2 separate regions of the Homo sapiens genome follow, and region 2 is linked to region 1. A link is an interaction called in ENCODE POLR2A ChIA-PET data of the cell type or tissue named here. Cell type or tissue: Panc1. All regions are shown on one strand. Links, peaks and the distances in the headings refer to the core of each region. The heading gives the core; the rest is flanking DNA. Region 1 overlaps TMEM51 (transmembrane protein 51). Region 2 overlaps FHAD1 (forkhead associated phosphopeptide binding domain 1).

Evidence for each region. ChIA-PET counts read pairs that join two places held together with the same protein. Peaks named below come from ENCODE experiments on the same cell type or tissue, not always from the same donor. Only the 100,000 strongest peaks of a DNase experiment are listed, where the experiment ranks them.
Region 2: POLR2A ChIA-PET joins it to region 1 with 15 read pairs; 2 of 35 experiments call an interaction of 5 or more read pairs at or near these places.

What each region holds. Positions count from the first base shown.
Region 1 is chr1:15,196,313-15,205,734 of GRCh38, forward strand. All of the region lies in intron 1 of TMEM51 (transmembrane protein 51), which reads left to right. Among named protein-coding and RNA genes, the nearest start is that of TMEM51-AS2, 29 kb to the left of the region's middle. RefSeq lists enhancers at 8,026-8,581, 8,950-9,119. In Panc1, for the core only: no CTCF peak of the experiment used is centred there; a DNase peak (open chromatin) is centred at 4,455; H3K4me3 peaks cover 602 bases; H3K27ac peaks cover 944 bases.
Region 2 is chr1:15,304,473-15,313,894 of GRCh38, forward strand. It overlaps FHAD1 (forkhead associated phosphopeptide binding domain 1), which reads left to right. Exons shown (of 34, transcript NM_001391957.1): 7 at 4,141-4,264; 8 at 8,585-8,715. Among named protein-coding and RNA genes, the nearest start is that of FHAD1-AS1, 35 kb to the right of the region's middle. RefSeq lists an enhancer at 398-1,597. In Panc1, for the core only: no CTCF peak of the experiment used is centred there; no DNase peak of the experiment used is centred there.

The DNA.
Region 1 (9,422 bases), core at 966-8,965:
GATAGTGCTGTGATGGGAATATTTACACCACAGCGATGGGCCGTGGCAATCACTACAAATCTGGGCTGTGTGTGTGTGTGCATGTGTGTGTGTGTGTGCGTGTGCATGCACACATGTGAAAGAGAGAGGGGGAGGGAGAGAGAGCTAGTTTACCAGCATACCACTGTGAGGGAGTATGTGGAGACTTTGTTTTCTAGAGACATGGTGCACCAGCACACACAGCAAGAGACAGGGTCTTTCTATGTTTCCTGGGCTGGTCTCAAACTCCTGGCCTCAAACAATCCTCCCACTTGAGCCTCGCAAAGCACTGGCATTACAGGCATGAACTATTGTACCCAGCCCTTTAATTTTATTGAATTAAGTGCTTCCAGACTGGTACCAGAATGACCATCCAATTTTACATGTCATTTCAAAAAAATTGTTTTCCCAGTTTCCAATTTAAAAAGACTTATGAACAAGTATGTGCATTAAACAACAGTGACAACATAATTTCAAGTCACCTATTAATTCAGCTAGTTGGCCCTGGGATGTAGTGCAGAATTCTAAAGATAAGTGTTGACTAGAATTCAGTTTCTAGTTTTGGCATTCTAGGACTCTTTCAAATGCAGGAGACAGAAAACTCAGTGTAATGAATGAGCTCTTATCACTCAGCCCTCCAGGGTTCTTCAGACACAGCGGGATCCAGGTTTGCAAACAGTGCCATGAGGACTCACTCCCTGCCGTTTGGTTCTGCTTTTTGCTGTGTTCATTCATTCCCAGGCAGGCTTTCTCTGCCCAATGCTCTGAGCTGCCTATGCAATGGAGGAGTGTCTCTTTCTCAGCAATTCCAGGGAAAGTTAAAATTTGAAACTCATTGGCCCAGTGTGGGTTACGTGTCCGTCTTGAAATTATCACTGTGCCCCAGAGTGTGGGAGGCCCTGATTGGCCAGGCCTGGGCATGTGCCTGCCCCTTGAGCCAGAATCAAAGTCATATGGACTGAGAATGGGGAGGGCCCTAGAGAAGGAAAACCAGGCACTGTTCCCAGCAGGTTAGGAGTGCCTGCTGGGCAGGTAAAACAACAGCATCCTCTCAACTTCTCTGGGGCGCTTGAGACTGACCGGTGCCCCTCCCTGTTGGACACCTCCTCCTGTGACCTTTGGACCCTGCGTTTTCAGGGCTTCCCGGCCTCTCTGACTGAAGAGGCCTTCTCTGCATCTTTACCCAGGCCATCTTCTTACCCTGCTTCTGGCTGAGGCTCTCTCCAAAAGCCCCGTACTGAGGCTCTCTCCAAAAGCCCCGTACTGAATCACTCACCTCATTCCTGCTAAGTGTGTGTTGTGACCAGTGCTCCGATTATGGGCACAGGCTCTGTGTACTCTCTTGTCGGGATGGTATCATTGTTGCCATTTTACAGATGAGGAAACCGAGGCTCTCAGTGGTGGAAGGAGCAGCTAGTGAAGCAGATGCACACCAGGGTCCTTTCCTTCAGCTGCCGTAGCCCTCCACTTCCCTGATCTCGCTGTGTCTGTCACCAGGGCCCTCCAGCTCTGAAACTATGTCCCTTTCCTTGTGGTATCTGCACCCAGCCAGCCACCACCTTTCCTCCCACAACCGTGAACCTCTCAGCCTGTGTGGACAGGCGTAGCTTTGGCTATACATGACAAAAAAAAAAAAAAAAAAGCAGATTCAATAAGATAAACCTTTATTTTTCTCTTATGTAAACAGAGTCCAGAGGTCAGCAGTCCAGGGCTGAAAAGGCAGCACCGTGATCCTCAGGGACCTAGGCTCCTTCTATCTTGCTGCTCTGCCAGTCTCTACCTCACATCCTAGTATGGCTGCTTGAGCTCCAACCATCACATCTGCACTAGAACCAATAGGAAGTGGGAAGCAGGGGGAGACATGTCTCCTCATTTAACATGTTTCCCTTCCTGAATGTGCCCCACCCCCTATACACACCCTGCTTATATCCCATTGGCCAGAACTTAGTCACATGCAACCGCTAGTGAGCTGCCTAAGAGGCTGGGTACTGCTATCTTTATTCTAGGAAGCCACGGAAAGCCGAGCATCAGCTTACTATGGAGGAAGGGGAACACGGATATTGGGAACCACAAATAGGCAAAATTAGTATTACTATTATTTTTTGAAACAGAGTCTCACTGTGTTGCCCAGGCTGGAGTGCAGTAGCGTGATCTCAGCTCACTACAACCTCTGCCTCCCGGGTTCAAGTGATTCTCGGTGCCTCAGCCTCCCGAGTAGCTGGGACTACAGGTGTCCGCCACCACGCCTGGCTAATTTTTGTATTTTTAGTAGAGACGGGGTTTCACCATGTTGACCAGGCTGGTCTTGAACTCCTGACCTCAAGTGATCTGCCTGCCTCGGCCTCCCAAAGTGCTGGGATCACAGGCGTGAGCCACCCCACCTGGCCAACTGGCAAAACTCAGCCACCCTGCCGACCAAATGAAAACATCAGACCAGTGAATTGGCACGCTCTCTTTTCTTTCCCTCCAGCACAGGGAGAAGGAGGAAAGAGCAGCAGGCTCACTGTGCTTGGAGGTGAGCTGTGCCGGGCAGGTGACATCTCACCTTGGCCAGATCTCTCTGGTGCATTCCTCAGGAGGTCAACCCCGTTTCCGGCCCTTAGCTGGGACCTGCTTGGTGTTTACAGATTGACGTGGCAGAGGGGAAAAACACCCAAGATGTGCCCACTGAGCCCTGTGAAATCGTTTTCCAGCATGGAAGTTTCACCAGGGCTTCTCTATAGACAGTGAGGCCACTTCTGAATGCCATAATGCCATGCTGGCTGTGAAGAAAGTCGATTGTGTCTTTTTTTAGTTCACGGAGACTTTTTTTTTTTTTGGAGACGAAGTTTCACTCTTGTTGCCCAGGCTGGAGTGCAACGGCGCAATCTCAGCTCACTGCAACCTCCGCCTCCTGGGTTCAAGCAATTCTCCTGCCTCAGCCTCCCGAGTAGCTGGGATTACAGGCGCACGCCACCATGCCTGGCTGATTTTTTATATTTTAAGTAGAGATGGGGTCCCACCATGTTGGCCAGGCTGGTCTCAAACTCCTGACTTTTAGCTGATCCACCCTCCTTGCCCTCCCAAAGTGCTGGGATTACAGGCATGAGCCACCACACCCGGTCAGTTCACAGAGATTTTAAAACCCAGGGGGGCAGGTGGTTGTGAGGGTGGGCTAGCCACGGGTTGGGGGAATCATAATGCCAGCTTTCCCTGCAGCATCATGTCTTGGCAGCACCAAACACAGAAGAGGAAACTGAGATTCTGAGAGGCGTAAGGAGCAGCTACTGAAGCAGATGCATGCCAGGGTCCTTGCCTTCAGCTGCCATAGTCTCCCATCTCCCCAGTCTCCATGTTTCTCTGTCACCAGGGCCCTCCAGCTCTGAAATGATATACTTTCCCTGTGGTACCTGCACACAGCCAGCCAAACACTCTGTTGGATAACCCTCCACGTGGATAACACGCTCACCCCTCAACCCTATGAGACCAATATTGTATCCTAGCTGCTGCTGGGCAGAGGTGGGATTTAGTTCCCTCCTGTGAGCTGTTGTGCCCTGACTTCTCTGCGAAGTGGGGACCGTAGCACTTCCTTCCCGGGGCTGCTGGGAGATGATGTGTGAAACATATTAGCAATACCGTGGAGGTTGTGAGCACTCGGCCCAGGGTAGATCTTTTTTATTACCCAGTGGGAAAGAGGGCCTAAGCGAAGCAAATGTGGGCTGGATTGCGTCCCCCGCCAAATTCCTTTGTTGAAGCCCCCTGTCCCCAGTACTCAGAATGGGATTGCATTTGGAGATAAGGCCTTTACATAGGGGATCAAGGTGAAGTAAAGTCATATGAGTGGGCCCTAATCCAATATCACTGGTGTCCTTGTGAGAAGAGGATCTCCTGAGCCCAGGATTTCAAGACCAGCCTGGGCCATACTGGGAGACTCCATCTTTACAAAAAAATGCCAGGCTTGGTGGCATGCACCTATAGTCCCCAGCTACTCAGAAGGCTAAGGCAGAAGGATTGCCTGAGCCTGGGATATCGAGACTGCAGTGAACTGTGATCATGCCACTGTACTCCAGCCTGGGCAACAGAGCGAGACTCTGTCTCAAAAAAAAAAAAAAAAAAAAAAAAAGAGAGAGATTAGGACAGAGACACACACGGAGGGACAACCGCGTGAGGACAGAGGGAACAGGTGGCCATCTACAGGCCACAGAGAGAGGCCTCAGAAGGAACCAACCTTGCTCAGAAGGAACCAACCTTGATCTTGGACTTCCAGCCTATAGAATTGTGAAAAAATAGATTTCTGTTGTTTCAGGCACCCTGACTGTGGTACTGGTTATATCAGCCCCAGCAAACTAATACAAGCTCTTAATCTCTCTTCCCCTCCCCTTCCCTGCAAGCTGTCCCCTTTTAACCTTAATTCCAGTTTTATGATTAAACATCTCAGCGTCAATTATTTACAACACATCCAGATGAGTATCAGAGCTGCAGGGGACTGAATGACTCACACTGGGGAAGCTGGTTTTCATGAAGGGAAAAACGACACTAAGAAAAACAGGGAATTGTATCTCCTGACCACAGAGACTGAAACTGACCTAGGGAAAGTTTCTGTCAGCCGCAGCACAGGGAGGATCTCTTCGTGGGAGTGGGGGGCCCGGGAGGCACCAGGCAGTGGAGTGTGCCACAGGTGCCTCACACCTGTATATGGCACCTGCCAGCACGCAGGCTGTTTACTTACCCAATAGTTGGTTTGACTGGGCACAATTCCTTCATCCAGATAAAACTAATCACTCGGAGTGAGTCGTGTCTAGTTTGAATCTTTGCTGCACCATTCACTGTGTGACTTTGAGCAAGTTTCTTAACTTCCCTAACTACAGGCTCCTCTTCTGTGAAATGGGGCTTATTCTAGAAACTTTTTCATCAGCTTGGGAAGTTTAAGCATGGTAATAAATAACTGAGAAATTAGACTGTGATTATATTAAGTAAATAATATTCGTAATAGGTCGTTAAGAAAAATAAATATATTAAAATTTTATAAATAAAAACAAAACAGAATACATAAAATTAATAAAGAAAAGTAAATATATAATGAGTATTAAAATTGTATAAATAAAATTTAAAAATGGAATACATAAAATTAATAGTAATAATAAGTAATAAATAATAATAAAGGCATGTAAGGCACCCAGCACTGGCATTTCATAGGAGCTTAGGAGAATGTTCACTGTAGTTGCCACAATTCCGAAATGTAACAGTTGGAAAAAGAATCAAGTGTGACAAGTGACTTCCTAAAAATCGAAGACAGGAAGGAAACCCAGGACTCGAGAAAGCAGCTCTGGCTAAGATGCTTCGAGTAGGAAAGTCAGGTATAAAGTGGAGATGAGGGAACGGGGAATGGCGAGGGGAGGGGGACAAGCTCGGCTCAATACCAAAAGAGCTCTTGGCAGCAGGTTTGGGAACCACTTCTACAGAGACAGCATTGCGGTGGCTAAAAAAGAAAATGTCCAGATATGGGCAGGACAAACTTTCTCAAACGGCGTCCTAATCTCCAGAATCAGAGCTGGTCTAAGAAAAGTCTGGGAACACAGAGGGCTTGCTTCTGCAGGACTCGTGGGCCTGCAGAGGGCTGGCTGTCTGCTTCACGTACCTCGACTTTTGGCTTAAAAGCCCTCATATAATGAGTACTTAAAGTAAACGTCAGTCTTGTCCTGTCGTCAGCACTTTGGAACTGCAGTTTTGAGCCCCCAGGAAGTGGGGTGCCTGCTGACTCAAGCACGAGAATACCTTTATCAAGTTTGTTGGTCCCAGCAATGTTAGAACAAGTGTAAACTTGGCTCGTTAGCAGAATCCTGGGTTAAAATGTAAACTTGGTAGAGGAGCACCGCCATGCCAAGCCTCCCTCCAACCTGGCCACACGAGGAAAGGGCGCATAATTCACCAAGCGATTGGTTTTATCAGGATTGAGAAACTGTGCCTAATCAAATCAGCTATTGAGTAGGTAAACAGTCTGTGCTGGCAGGCACCATACACAGGTGTGAACGGGAATGCCACCTGCAGGAGTTGCCTGGGTCTGCCATAACAAATTACCCCAAACTTCATGGCTGAAAACAACACACATTTATTGTCTTGCAATAAATGTGTTCTGGAGGCCAGAAGTCCAGCCTCAGTTTCATGGGTTAACATCACAATGTGGGCAGGGCTGGTTCCTCCAGAGGCTCTAGGAGAGCATGCGTCTTCTTGCCTTTTCCAGCTCCTGGAGGCACCTGCATCCCTGGACTTGTGACTCTCTCCTCACATCCTCCTGCTTCCATGATTCCATCTCCTGCTTCCTCCTTTGACCTTTCTGCTTCCCTCTTATAAGGCTACTACTCATCAAATTGGGCCCACCTGGATGATCCAACGTAATCTCCCCATCTCAAGATTCTTAACTTAATCATGTCCAAAAAGGCACTTTTTCCATATAGGCTAGAAGTTACAAATTTTGATTAGGACCCGGATATCTTTGAAGACCACGATTCAGCCTCCCATGTGCCTGTTCCCAAATTCCAAGAAACACAGGGTGGTGAGCAGCAAAGAACCCTGTGCAGGACCCCGCTTCTTCTCTGCCCCTAACTTGAATGGCCTTCAGTTAGTCTCTGACCCCTTCTGGGCCTCTGTAAAGATTAATGGACGCCCACCTGCCTCCATAGGCCTTTAAAGGATTTCTGGCACAATTAGAGCAGCTACTGTCTGCAGGGCATTGGGTCAAGGCCCTCAATGTATTCACTCATGGATTCTTCAGCTTTATGGTCCCTGAAAAGTGCTGGGCAGGCTCCTGACTTAGAGCCTTGGCTCTGTGGTTCCCTCCTCTGCCTGGAATGTTCTTCCCCAGGTATTCATGTGATTCCTCCCTCGCATCCTTCAAATCTCTGCTCAGATATCATTTTCTTGGTGACTGTGTACCTGGCCACCGTTTTTTGTTTTTTGTTTTTGAGACAGAGTCTCGCTCTGTCACCCAGGCTGGAGTGCAGTGGCGTGATCTCGGCTCACTTGCAACCTCCGCCTCCCTGGTTCAAGCCATTCTCCTGCCTCAGCCTCCCGAGTAGCTGGGATTACAGGCGTGCGCCACCCCTCCCGGCTAATTTTTGTATTTTTTTTTTTTCAGTAGAGACAGAGTTTCACCATGTTGGTCAGGCTGGTCTCGAACTCCTGACCTCATGATCCACCCGCATCGGCTTCCCAAGGTGTTGGGATTATAGACATGAGCCACCACACCTGGCCTGTTTTTAAAATCACTACCCACAGCTCTGTTATTTTCTTTTAGCTTGTATTACCTGCTACCATACCACAGACTCTAATGTGAGCTCTATGGGGACAAGGCCTTCTGTCTGTTTTGATTGTTTCTATGTCCTCAGTGCTTAGATCAGGACTTGGTCCATAGTAGGTGCTCAGTTAATATTGTGTTAGGTAAATGAATAAACACCTGTAATCAAAACTCTGAGCTCGTCACTTATAAACCCAGTGAGGTAGATCCCAGTAAAATTTACTTTGTACAGATGACAGAGCTGAGACTGAGAGCCCTAAGAATTGTCTTGTCTAGGTAATTACTAAGTTACAGAGCTGAGATACAAACCCGGCCTCTGATCTGGAGCCCAGGCTCCCAGTCCCACGGCATAACAGGTGGAGTGGATACTCACCAGCACCCTCTGCAGTCCCTGATTTGATAAATTCTCATCTGTGACTTCTCTCCTTTTTTCTGCAAAATGCCCCTTGGGGAAGACAAACTAAATGAGTCCAGTCAGTGTCCAGAACTGCCTGTCACACAAGGACAAATGCTGAGTCCAGATGGCACCGAGGTTCACACAAGCCTGGCTGGCCACCAGGAACACTGACCACAGGCAGCAACGTGGGACAGGCTCCAGCTTCTCTTCCAGGCCCCCAGTCCTCCCACTCTTCAGATTCCAGGGCTGAGCCTCCAAAGTTGTCCACCTAGGCTGGGTGAGGTGGCTCACGCCTGTAATCCCAGCACTTTGGGAGGCCGAGGCGGACGGATCACCTGAGGTCAGGAGTTTAAGACTAGCCTGGCCAGCGTGGTGAAACCTCGTCTCTACTAAAAATACAAAAATTAGCCGGGTGTGGTGGCGCACGCCTGTAATCCCAGCTAGTTGGGAGGCTGAGTCAAGGAGAATCACTTGAACCTGGAAGGCAGAGGTTGCAGTGAGCCAAGATCGCGCCACTGCACTCCAGCCTGGGTGAGAGAGCGAGACCTCATTGATGGGAACTCTGCCCTGCCTTGGTGGAAAGGCTGGCTTTTCTGCTGCTCCGTGAATGAGGACGGCCTAAACAAGGGGCTTTGTGGACAGGCGCTGCCACTTACTAAACTGAGACTTTGGGCAAGTTTCTCCACCTCTGTGCCTCAGCGTATTCCTTGATAAAATGGACAGAGGTGGGGATGACAGTACCTCCCTTATATGACTGTTGGGTGGGATAAATGAGCTAAATTGTGTAAAGTGCCTGGGGTGTCAGTGCCCTAACTATGTGCTGGGGGTTGGGGGACTAGAGTACTGGGGGTCTGGCTGATGGTCAGAGCCTGTGCTTAGCCTTGTTTGCCAGGGTCGGGGGGCTGCTGCTGTTGTCCCCAGAGACACCGATGGCCAGAACCTGGAGAAGGTTCGAGGTGTCAGACTCACATTGGGCTGACGGGGACAGGAGATCTGCATCCCTCAGTGCTATCCTGGCAGAGGAAGTCTCTGAAATGTGAGATGTCACATTTCCCAAGAAATACTGAATGTGACTGGGTCCCCCGTGCCAGCCTTCTAAATAAGGCTGGACACCAGCCACCTGCTTAGAGAAAGACACTATGTCAAGTGCCTCAAGAAAAGATGTATGGTTCATGAACTCGCTGCTTCTGCTTCTGGTCCCTTGAGTCTTCAAGATGAACTTGTCTTCCTTAATTTCTCCAACACTTACGTGGATTAGCAAGGACCCTGGTGATGTCAGGTTTTATACAATGCACCGACAGCTTGTGTTTGGAGTCGGGGAGGGAAGCTGCCTCTTTTCTCTGCAAGCCATGACATATTCTGGAAGATGCCCACTTTCCCATCGCTGTGGGATTACTGAGGCTGAGCCCTCACCCTGGAATATCCTGATCTCTTACCCCCAAATTCCACCCACAGGAAGGCCACAGAGGCCTCAAGGCCCTGCAGAGCTGCATGCGTATCTTCCTTCTCCCTGCCCTCCTCAAATTGAATCCGTCATTCTTTTTGGAAGCTCTTCAGACACGCTCCATTTTGGCAGTGCTACTTGGTGTTTAAAAGTGTGGGTTTTAGGATCAGGCGTACCCTACCCCTGCCTCGTACTCACTGTGTGACCTTAGAAAAATTACTTTCCGTCTTGGAACCTGTGTCCTTATCTATAAAATAGAACCAATAACTATTAAATGATGATGCACATAA
Region 2 (9,422 bases), core at 679-8,678, 110 kb after region 1:
GCACTGGAGTCTGGGGGATGTATTTTCCCATCCCTTCTGGAAGTTTCTCTCTGTGTTGTGCCTCTGGTATACAAACAAAAGCATTAAGCTGAGAAGAGCTGTAACTTTTTTAAAAAAAAATTCCAAGTGCCTTTTTATGGGAGAGTTGCATGTCCCCACAGAAAACAGGAAGAGGTGAAATAATTTTTTTCACTCCAAGTTTCCGAAGTGGAGACCTGCGCAAGTATGGCCTTGGAGAGGGTTGGGACATTGCAGCCCATGTCCCTCCATCTTCTAGTGAGCACCCCTTCTCCAGTGTCTCAGATGCCCCAGGGAAGATGTGACTGGTGCACGAAATGGGCCGTAGAAATTGTGAAACCTTGATCCTTCTGTTAATTCTACCACCGAGTCATAGCCACAAGGTTTTCAGGGACAGACACTAAAAACAGACTGTGAGCGCCACCTGGTGGCCAGGTGCAGGGCACACCGTATCTGCATTGTCGGGGTCCCCCCCGACTCCCACCCTGTCATATCTTATGATATGCCTGCAACACGATGAGATGATTAACAGGGATTCTTGCACTCCTCTTAATAACAATCACACTGGTGTTTAAGTGAGCCTAGGCAAGGCTTACAAATGCACACAAAAATACTATCAGTCTACCTTCCTGGAGACAGGCAAGAGAAGCAGAAGCTAAAACGCACCGTAGAATAATCAGAGCTAGTGTCTATGTGGGGAGCCAGGCATGGTCTATGTACTCTTACATGTACTAACTTATGAAAATGCTTTCAACAACCCTGAAATTACGACTGTCACCACACTTACAGAATAAAAAAATGGGACAGAATTGGTGTCCTCCCTACCTTCACACAGAGACGGATTTTGCAGATGGCAGTCTGGCTCCTGAGTCCCTACCATGCTCCACGGCCTCAGGCTGTTAATGCTGGTTCCTAGAGCCACGTGGAAAGAACTGGAAGCAGGCAACTAAAGCCTGGATTTGGATCGTAACTCTACCACCGACTGATCCGTGCAATCCCAAGCAAGCAACCTCACCCCTCTGAGTCTTGATTTCCTCACTTGCAAAATGGGAGCTGATGTGGTTTGACTGCATCCCCACCAAATCTCAACTTGAATTGTATCCCAGAAATCCCACATGTTGTGGGAGGGACCCAGCAGGAGGTAATTGAATCATGGGGGCCAGTATTTCCTGTGCTGTTCTCGTTATAGTGAATAAGTCTCATGAGATCTGATGGTTTTATCAGGGGTTTCCGCTTTTGCTTCTTCCGCATTTTCTCTTGCCGCCGCCATGTAAGAAGTGCTTTTCGCCTCCCACCATGATTCTGAGGCCTCCCCGGCCATGTGGAACTGTAAGTCCAATTAAATCTCTTTTTCTTCCCAGTATCGGGTATGGCTTTATCAGCAGTGTGAAAACAGACTAATACAGTAAATTGGTACCAATAGAGTGGGGCATTGCTGAAAAGATACCTGAAAATGTGGAAGCAACTTTGGAACTGAGTAACAGGCAGAAGTTGGAACAGTTTGGAGGGCTCAGAAGAAGAGAGGAAAATGTGGGAAAGTTTGGAACTTTCTAGAGACTTGCTGAATGGCTTTGACAAAAAGCCTGATAGCGATATGGATAATAAGGCCCAGGCTGAGGTGGTCTCCGATGGAGATGAGGAACTTGTTGGGAACTGGAGCAAAGGTGACTCTTGTTATGTTTTAGCAAAGAGAATGGTGGCATTTTGCCCCTGCCCTAAAGATTTGTGGAACTTTGAACTTGAGAGAGATAATTTAGTGTATCCAGCAGAAGAAATTTCTAAGCAGCAAAGCATTCAAAAGGTGACTTGGGTGCTGTTAAAAGCATTCCATTTTAAAAGGGAAACAGCATAAATTCAGAAAATTTGCAGCCTGATGATGGAGTAGAAAAGAAAAACCCATTTTCTGGGGGAGAAATTCAAGCCAGCTGCAGAAATTTGCATAAGTACCAAGGAGACTAATGTTAATCCCCAAGGCCATGGGGAAAATGTCTCCAGGACATGTCAGAGACCTTCACAGCAGCCCCTCCCATCACAGGCCCAGAGGCCCAGGAGGAAAAAGTGGTTTTGTGGGCCAGGCCCGGGGTCCCCATGCTGTGTGCAGCCTAGGGACTTGGTGCCCTATATCCCACCCACTCCAACCATGGCTAAAAGGGGCCAACATAGAGCTTGGGCTGTGGCTTCAGAGGGTGGAAGCCCCAAGCTTTTGCAGCTTCCACATGGTGTTGAGCCTGCAGGTGCACAGAAGTCAAGAATTGAGGTTTGGGAACCTCTGCTTAGATTTCAGAAGATGTGTGGAAATGCCTGGATGCCCATGCAGAAGTTTGCTGTGGGGTCGGGGCCCTCATGGAGAACCTTTGCTAGGGCAGTGTGGAAGGGAAATGTGGGGTCAGAGCCCCCACACAGAGTCCCTACTGGGGCATTGCCTAGTGGAGCTGTGAGAAGAGGGCCCCCGTCCTCCAGACCCCAGAATGGTAGATCCACCAATGGCTTGAATCGTACTCCTGGAAAAGCCGCAGACACTCAACGCCAGCCCATGAAAGCAGCTGGGAGAGAGGTTGTACCCTGCAAAGCCACAGGGATGGAGCTGCCCAAGACCATGGGAACCTACCTCTTGCATCAGCGTAATCTGGATGTGAGACCTGGAGTCAAAAGATCATTTTGGAGCTTTAAAGTTTGACTGCCCTGCTGGATTTCAGACTTTCATGGGCCCTGTAACCCCTTTGTTTTGGCCAATTTCTCCCATTTGGAATGGCTGTATTTACCCAATACCTGTACCCCCATTGTACCTAGGAAGTAACTAGCTTGCTTTTGATTTTACAGGCTCATAGGCGGGAAGGACTTGCCTTGTCTCAGATGAGACTTTGACTTTTGGGTTAATGCTGAAATGAGTTAAGACTTTGGGGGACTATTGGGAAGGCATGGTTGGTTTTGAAATGTGAGGACATGAGATTTGGAGGGGCCAGGGGCAGAATGATATGGTTTGGCTGTGTCTCCACCAAATCTCAACTTGAATTGTATCTCCCAGAGTTCCCACACATTGTGAGAGGGACACAGGGAGAGGTAATTGAATCATGGGGGCTGGTCTTTCTCATGCTGTTCTAGTTACAGGGAATAAGTCTCACAAGATCTGATGGGTTTATCAGGGGTTTCCACTTTTGCTTTTTCGTCATTTTCTCTTGCCGCTGCCATGATTCTGAGGCCTCCCCAGCCAGTGAAACTGTAATTCCAATTAAACCTCTTTCTCTTTTTTTTTTTTTGGAGACGGAGTCTCACTCTGTCACCCAGGTTGTAGTGCAGTGGCACGATCTCGGCTCACTGCAAGCTCTGCCTCCCGGGTTCACACCATTCTCCTGCCTCAGCCTCCCGAGTAGCTGGGACTACAGGTGCCCGCCACCACACCCAGCTAATTTTTTGTATTTTTAGTAGAGACAGGGTTTCACCGTGTTAGCCAAGATGGTCTTGATCTCCTGACCTCATGATCCACCCGCCTCAGCCTCCCAAAGTGCTGGGATTACAGGCGTGAGCCACTGCGCCCGGCCTAAACCTCTTTTTCTTCCCAGTCTCGGGTATGTCTTTATCACAGCGTGAAAACAGACTAATACGGGAGCATTCCCAGGAGCCTTCTGTGGAGAGGCCATGAGGCTCTGTTGAAGGAGTAGTGTCTGTGAGTGGGCTTTGTAGGTTCTAGAGTGTTCTGTGAGATATAACCTATTGTTATCATTTGAGGGAATTAATTTTATAACATGCTTCCCTCTCTTGAACTTTGCTCTGTATCCAGTCAGTACTGGGCGACCTGGAACCAACAGGTGATCTGTTTATGGCTGAGAGTCCAAAGGTCATCAGAAGGCACATTAAGAAACCAGGTGTCCCCAGTGGCAGCCAGGCCTGGGCCCCTTTATGGGCACAAAGATAAGGTTCATGTTTTGATGACATAGGAAGTGGTGGTCCTTGAAGGAACAGGCCCTCCCCTGTCCCTTCCACTGGTTAAAACTAAAAAGCTTGGTTTCCCCAACACCCCAGCCAAAACTCAATCTGAATCTTTCTGTCAAGCTTGTGAGAAGTACCTGTGTGTCTCCCAGACGTGGGCCAGCCCCCCTCTGACTGTGCCACCTCCTCCCACAGATCAGTGCCCTACAGAAAGGCTACAGCAAGGTGCTGTGCCAGACCCTGTCAGAGCGGAACTCAGAAATCACATCCCTGAAGAATGAGGGCGAGAACTTAAAGAGAGACAACGCTATCACATCAGGTGAGCCCTTGGAGTCGGGCCTGGGAGCTGCCACTCCCGCACCCGTTGTTCTTGGCCACAGCAGACATCACCAATCAACCACATACTTTTTGTTACTGAACTTGGCTGCAGCCTCAGAGTTCTTCCCAGCAGCCCTTTAGGCAGTTCCTGTCCATGAATCTGAGTTCACCCTCAGAGGTTTATGTGCCATCCAGTTCCTAGCATAGGGCCTGGTTTGGAGTGAGCCCTTGATAAATATTTGAGCAAATGTTATCTGTTAGCTAAAAGGCCTGCTGAGCATGGACCTCACCAGGGAACACACAGGACAAGCTGCAGCTCAGGCAGTCCCATGAGCCAGTTTGCTGTGAATGCAAACTAGAATGTGGCTAAAATGGGGTTGCCAGTTTAAGGCACCCAGCCTCTTACCCATCTCACACTGGTGCTCTTGGGCCGGAGCGAAAGCATTTTGCTAATTGAGAGGTAGCTGGATACTCAAGAACTTGGGTGGGCAAGGGGGCAGCCAACTCATGGCCCACCCTTGCCAGGCACAGCTGTTTCTTAGCCTGGATTCATTCATTCATTCATTCATTCAGCACATTTATGGAGCAGCTGCTAGATGCCAGGCACTGTTCTAGGCACTGGGGAGAGAGAGCCCTGAGCAGTCAAGATCCCTCTGCCCCTCTGCTCATGGGGCTCACACTTGGGAGAGGATGACAGACAATAAGAAGTAAAAAGATAAATGAACAAGCCCATACCAGAGAGAGATCAGTGCTCCAGAGGAAATAAAGCTGGACACCGTGGTGGGGAAGCACTCAGGGGGTGAAGTGAAGGAGAATAGCTTAGTGCAAGCTTGTCCAGCCCACGACCTGCGGGCCACATATGGCCCAGGACAGCTTTGAATGAGGCTCGACACAAATTCCTCAACTTTCCTAAAACATTATGAGATTTTTTTTTTTTAGCGATTTTTTTTTTTAGCTCATCAGTTATTATTAGCGTGAGTGTATTTTATGCGTGGCCCAAGACCCTTCTTCTTCTTCCAGTGTGGCTCAGGGAAGCCAAAAGATTGGACATCCCTGGCTTAGTGCCTGGGCAGGGATATCTCTGAGGAGGTGGGAGGGGCTGTCGGGAGGCCCCTGGGAACGGTATGCTGGGCAGAGAGCACAGGTGCAAAGGCCCCGAGGCTGGACCAAGCCACGGTGTTGGATCAACTGCCGGCGAGTGTGGCTGGAGTCAGGGAACAAGGGGCTATGGGACCTGGTGGGGTCAGGGGGGAGGCAGGGCCACATTACATGGGAGGGGTTCAGGTTTTCTTCTAAGTGTGATGGGACACGTTAGGGTTTTTAAGGCAGAGAATGGCATGTCTCGAGACCTGCAGATGATAGGGCCATGGACAGAGAAAGGGGGAAGAGAGAAAAGCAGGTGGTGGAGAGGGAATGAGTCCAGATTGGGCATATTGCTCCTAAAGTCCCCCCTGCACAGCAGGAAACATGCCCGTGGCTGTGAAAGCAGAGCGTAGCATTGAGTCAGACACAATCGCTGTCTCCGCAGGACCCAGGCCGCCTGGCCGTGGCTTTCCCTCTGCCTCACTCTGCAGTCCCCCTCCCCACTCCAGGCTTCTACCTCTGTTCTTCCCTAACATGGAATGTTCTTGGATACTTGTGAGCCCTATGGGCAGGGCTGCTCTGGGCACCAGGCATCCCAGGGGGATCTCGCTGGGCCCTGCCCTCCTCCCCAGCGTCTGTCCATCACACCCCATCCACGCTACAAGCCTGTCTCAGACACCACTCCTCTAATCAAGGAGTCAGACAGACCTGGGCTCAGGTATGGCCTGGGATGGGCTACACTCTCACGGCCCCAAGTGTGGTCCCTGGACCAGCAGCATCAGCATCACCTGGATCCTTGTGAGAAACTGGGAATTTCAGGCCCCACTCCTGACCTTCCGATCAGAATCTTCATTTTCACAAGCCTCCCGGCTGCTGCTTGTGCACACTTAAGCTCGAGAAGCACTGGGCCGGGTTACGCTGCAGTGACAAACAGTCCCCCAAGTCTCAGTGGCTCACAATAGACAGGTTCAGCTCCTGCTTCCACCCTGAGCCCATCATGGGTCAGTAGGGGCTTTGGTCATTGTGGCCACACAGTGACCCAGGCTCACAGAAGCCATCACAACACATCACAAACCCCATCTTCCACAGGAAGAGAGGCAGATGGAGGAACAAGGTGCGGATTTCCTCACCTGCCTGAAACAACTCAAACAAACAAACAAAAACCAAACAAACAGAAAAAAATGTCTGAAATAATGGTTTCCATCTATTGGCCCCAAGAAGCATGTGACGATGATCTGGGAGGGAGTGGAAACAAACAAGATGAAATCTACGATTGCCCCCGGCTGGCTTGCGCTGGAGAGAGTTTCCAGACCACAGCAGGGAGGGGAAGCCAGACAGAGCCCAGTGGTCAGCCCGACTTGAGGAGATGGAGGTGGAGAAGCCAGCACAGCTTGAGTTTGCTGGGTGGCGTGCCAGGCGGGAGGGGGCTGCACGGAGAGCACCCCGGAGATCTCAGAGGGTCCGCCTCAAGTCTTCAGCAGAGTCAGGTGTGATGAGCACGTGCATGTGGGCAGGGAAGGAACCACCCAGGAGGAGCAGAGGGAACCATCTCGAAGCCCACGTAGGCCTGAGAGTAGCTCACTTTCCCACCATCCAGAATGGGGCAACCTTGCACTACACAGGGCACCTGGTAGAGACTCAAGCCAAATTCATTCTAGAGAAAAGGTCACTCTGGTCCCGCCTCACAAAGCATGCAGGCAAGCCCCAGAGAGAGCAGTCTGTTTCTAAGGAACTTAACTGTGTCCCCGGACGAAGCTCATTTTTACAATGAAATTCTGAATCATGTTGTTCTTTATTACACATCCTTGATTGTGCAATAAAGATTGATTCTTGATTGATACCCACCAATAAAACTAGGATGAATGTTTTTCTAAGAAAAGGACCGTATGAGATAACCCAATACCACTGCATTATGCACCCTTCTTCTCACTTTTTCTCAATGTGATAATACAATAATATATTGACTATCTGCTGTCACATAAGTTATCCCAAAAAAGCAACAAATATGTTTATCTTACCCGGTTTCTGTGGTTCAGGAACTTGGGAGTGACTTAGTCTGGCTCAGGGTCTCTCACGAGGTTGCAGGAGCTACTGCTGTCATGTCATCTAAAGCCCGACTAGGGCTCGAGGATCCCCTTCTGGAATGACTCGCTCACATGGCTGTTGGCTGGAGGCCTCAGTTCCTCACCATGTGTGTCCTTCCCTAGGGCTGCTTGAGTGTCCTCACAACATGGCGGTTGGCTTTCCCCAGACTGAGTGATCCAAGGAGAGCAAAGAAGAAACCACAACATCTTTGATGATTCACCCTGGGAAGTCACATTCACCACTTCCACAGTGCCATATGAGTTACACACGTCAGCCCTATTCAGGTGGGAGGGGGCTACACGAGGCCAGGTATTCTAACAGGCAGGGATCATGGGGGCCATTTTGCAAGCTGGCTACCACATATACTTGTGGGTGGCAGGGAATAAACACTATGTGTTAGCCACTCTACTATGTTCTTTATACAACTCTGTAGATACAATGAGAGGTTAAATAACTTCTTCAGACCACTAAGCTAGGCTGGGCATTGTGGCTCACATCTGTAATCCCAGCACTTTGGGAGACAGAGGCTGGTGGATTGCTTCAGCCTGGGAGTTTGAGACCCGCCTGGGCAACATGGGCAAAACTCCATGTCTACAAAAAATACAAAAATTAGCCAGGCATAGTGGCACGTACCTGTAGTCCTAGCTACTTGGGAGGCCAAGGCAGGAGGATCGCCTGAGTCCAGGAGGTCGAGGCTGTAGTGAACCATGATCGTGCCACTGTACTCCAGCCTGGGTGACAGAGTAAGACCCTGTCTCAAGAAAAAAGACGACTGAGCTAGTAAGTGCTAGAGACGGTTTCCAAACTCAGATGAGTGTGAATCAACACGTCCCTTGCTGCCACAGGCCCATGTCGTGGCCCCTCCTGGTCCCTCTCTCTGCTGAGCCTTTGTTCCCAGGCAGGGCCGATGCCCACAGCACCCCGACAGATGTTTCCTGTCTCCAGCAACACGCACTGACTGACCTCTCCTTCTCACTGGGACCTTGAACAAATGATGTGCAGTGGATATTGGTCTCAACCCCATTCAAGCTCCTGGGATCCTTGGAGACACCTCCCTTCTCAGTGCCAGGCTCGTCACAAACTGGTTGACAGCGGCAGCGATGACAGTCATCCTCACTGCCTCTTTGACCTCTGCGAGTCTTCTTTTTTACAGGGATGGTGTCATCTTTGCAAAAAGACATATTAGCAAAGGATGAGCAAGTTCAACAACTAAAGGAAGAGGTCAGTCACCTAAAAAGTCAGAACAAGGACAAGGACCACCAGCTGGAAGCCCTTGGCTCTAGAGTGAGTAAGGATGACTGCGTCACCTTGTAGCCATCCGGTGAAAAGCAGCTAAAGTGAAGTCACGTGATATGCTTGTTTCATTCACCCTGGGCCCTTAGTTTAAATTTCATTCCTTCCTCTCACACCATTGTGCTGGGGGCGGGGTGGTGGGGGGGTGGGCGTTGGGGGCAAAACATGAAATGCCTACCTAGAAAAACTAAAACAGCTGGCCACATTCTTTGCACCTTTTCAAAGATCGGCGTGCACGTGCCCCAGAATAAGCAAGATGTAGCTTCAACTCCAGGAAACATTTTCTAATGCCCATTATAAATGAGTTTGGTTAATTCCAGCAGTAAATGCACCTCTCAGCTTGGCTATTTCCATGGCAAGGCTTAATATTAAAGCAGAATAGAATCACTGCATGCAAAAGAGGACACGGTGGGCTTCCCCTCATCCCAGTAACCACTGGTTTGCACAGTCACCTTCGAAGCAGAATGTTTGCAGGCCCAAGTGCAGTTAGACAGACTTTCATTTCTTCCCTTAGACTTTAGTGTGGGTAAGAATATTCTGTGTGGAGTGAACCTGGTAGGCAAGTCAAGAGCTGTTTAAAAGTAATTTTGAGGCCAGGCACGGTGGCTAATGCCTGTAATCCCAGCACTTTTGGGAGGCCGAGGCTGGTGGATCACACGAGATCAGGAGTTTGAGGCCAGCCTGGCCAACATGGTGAA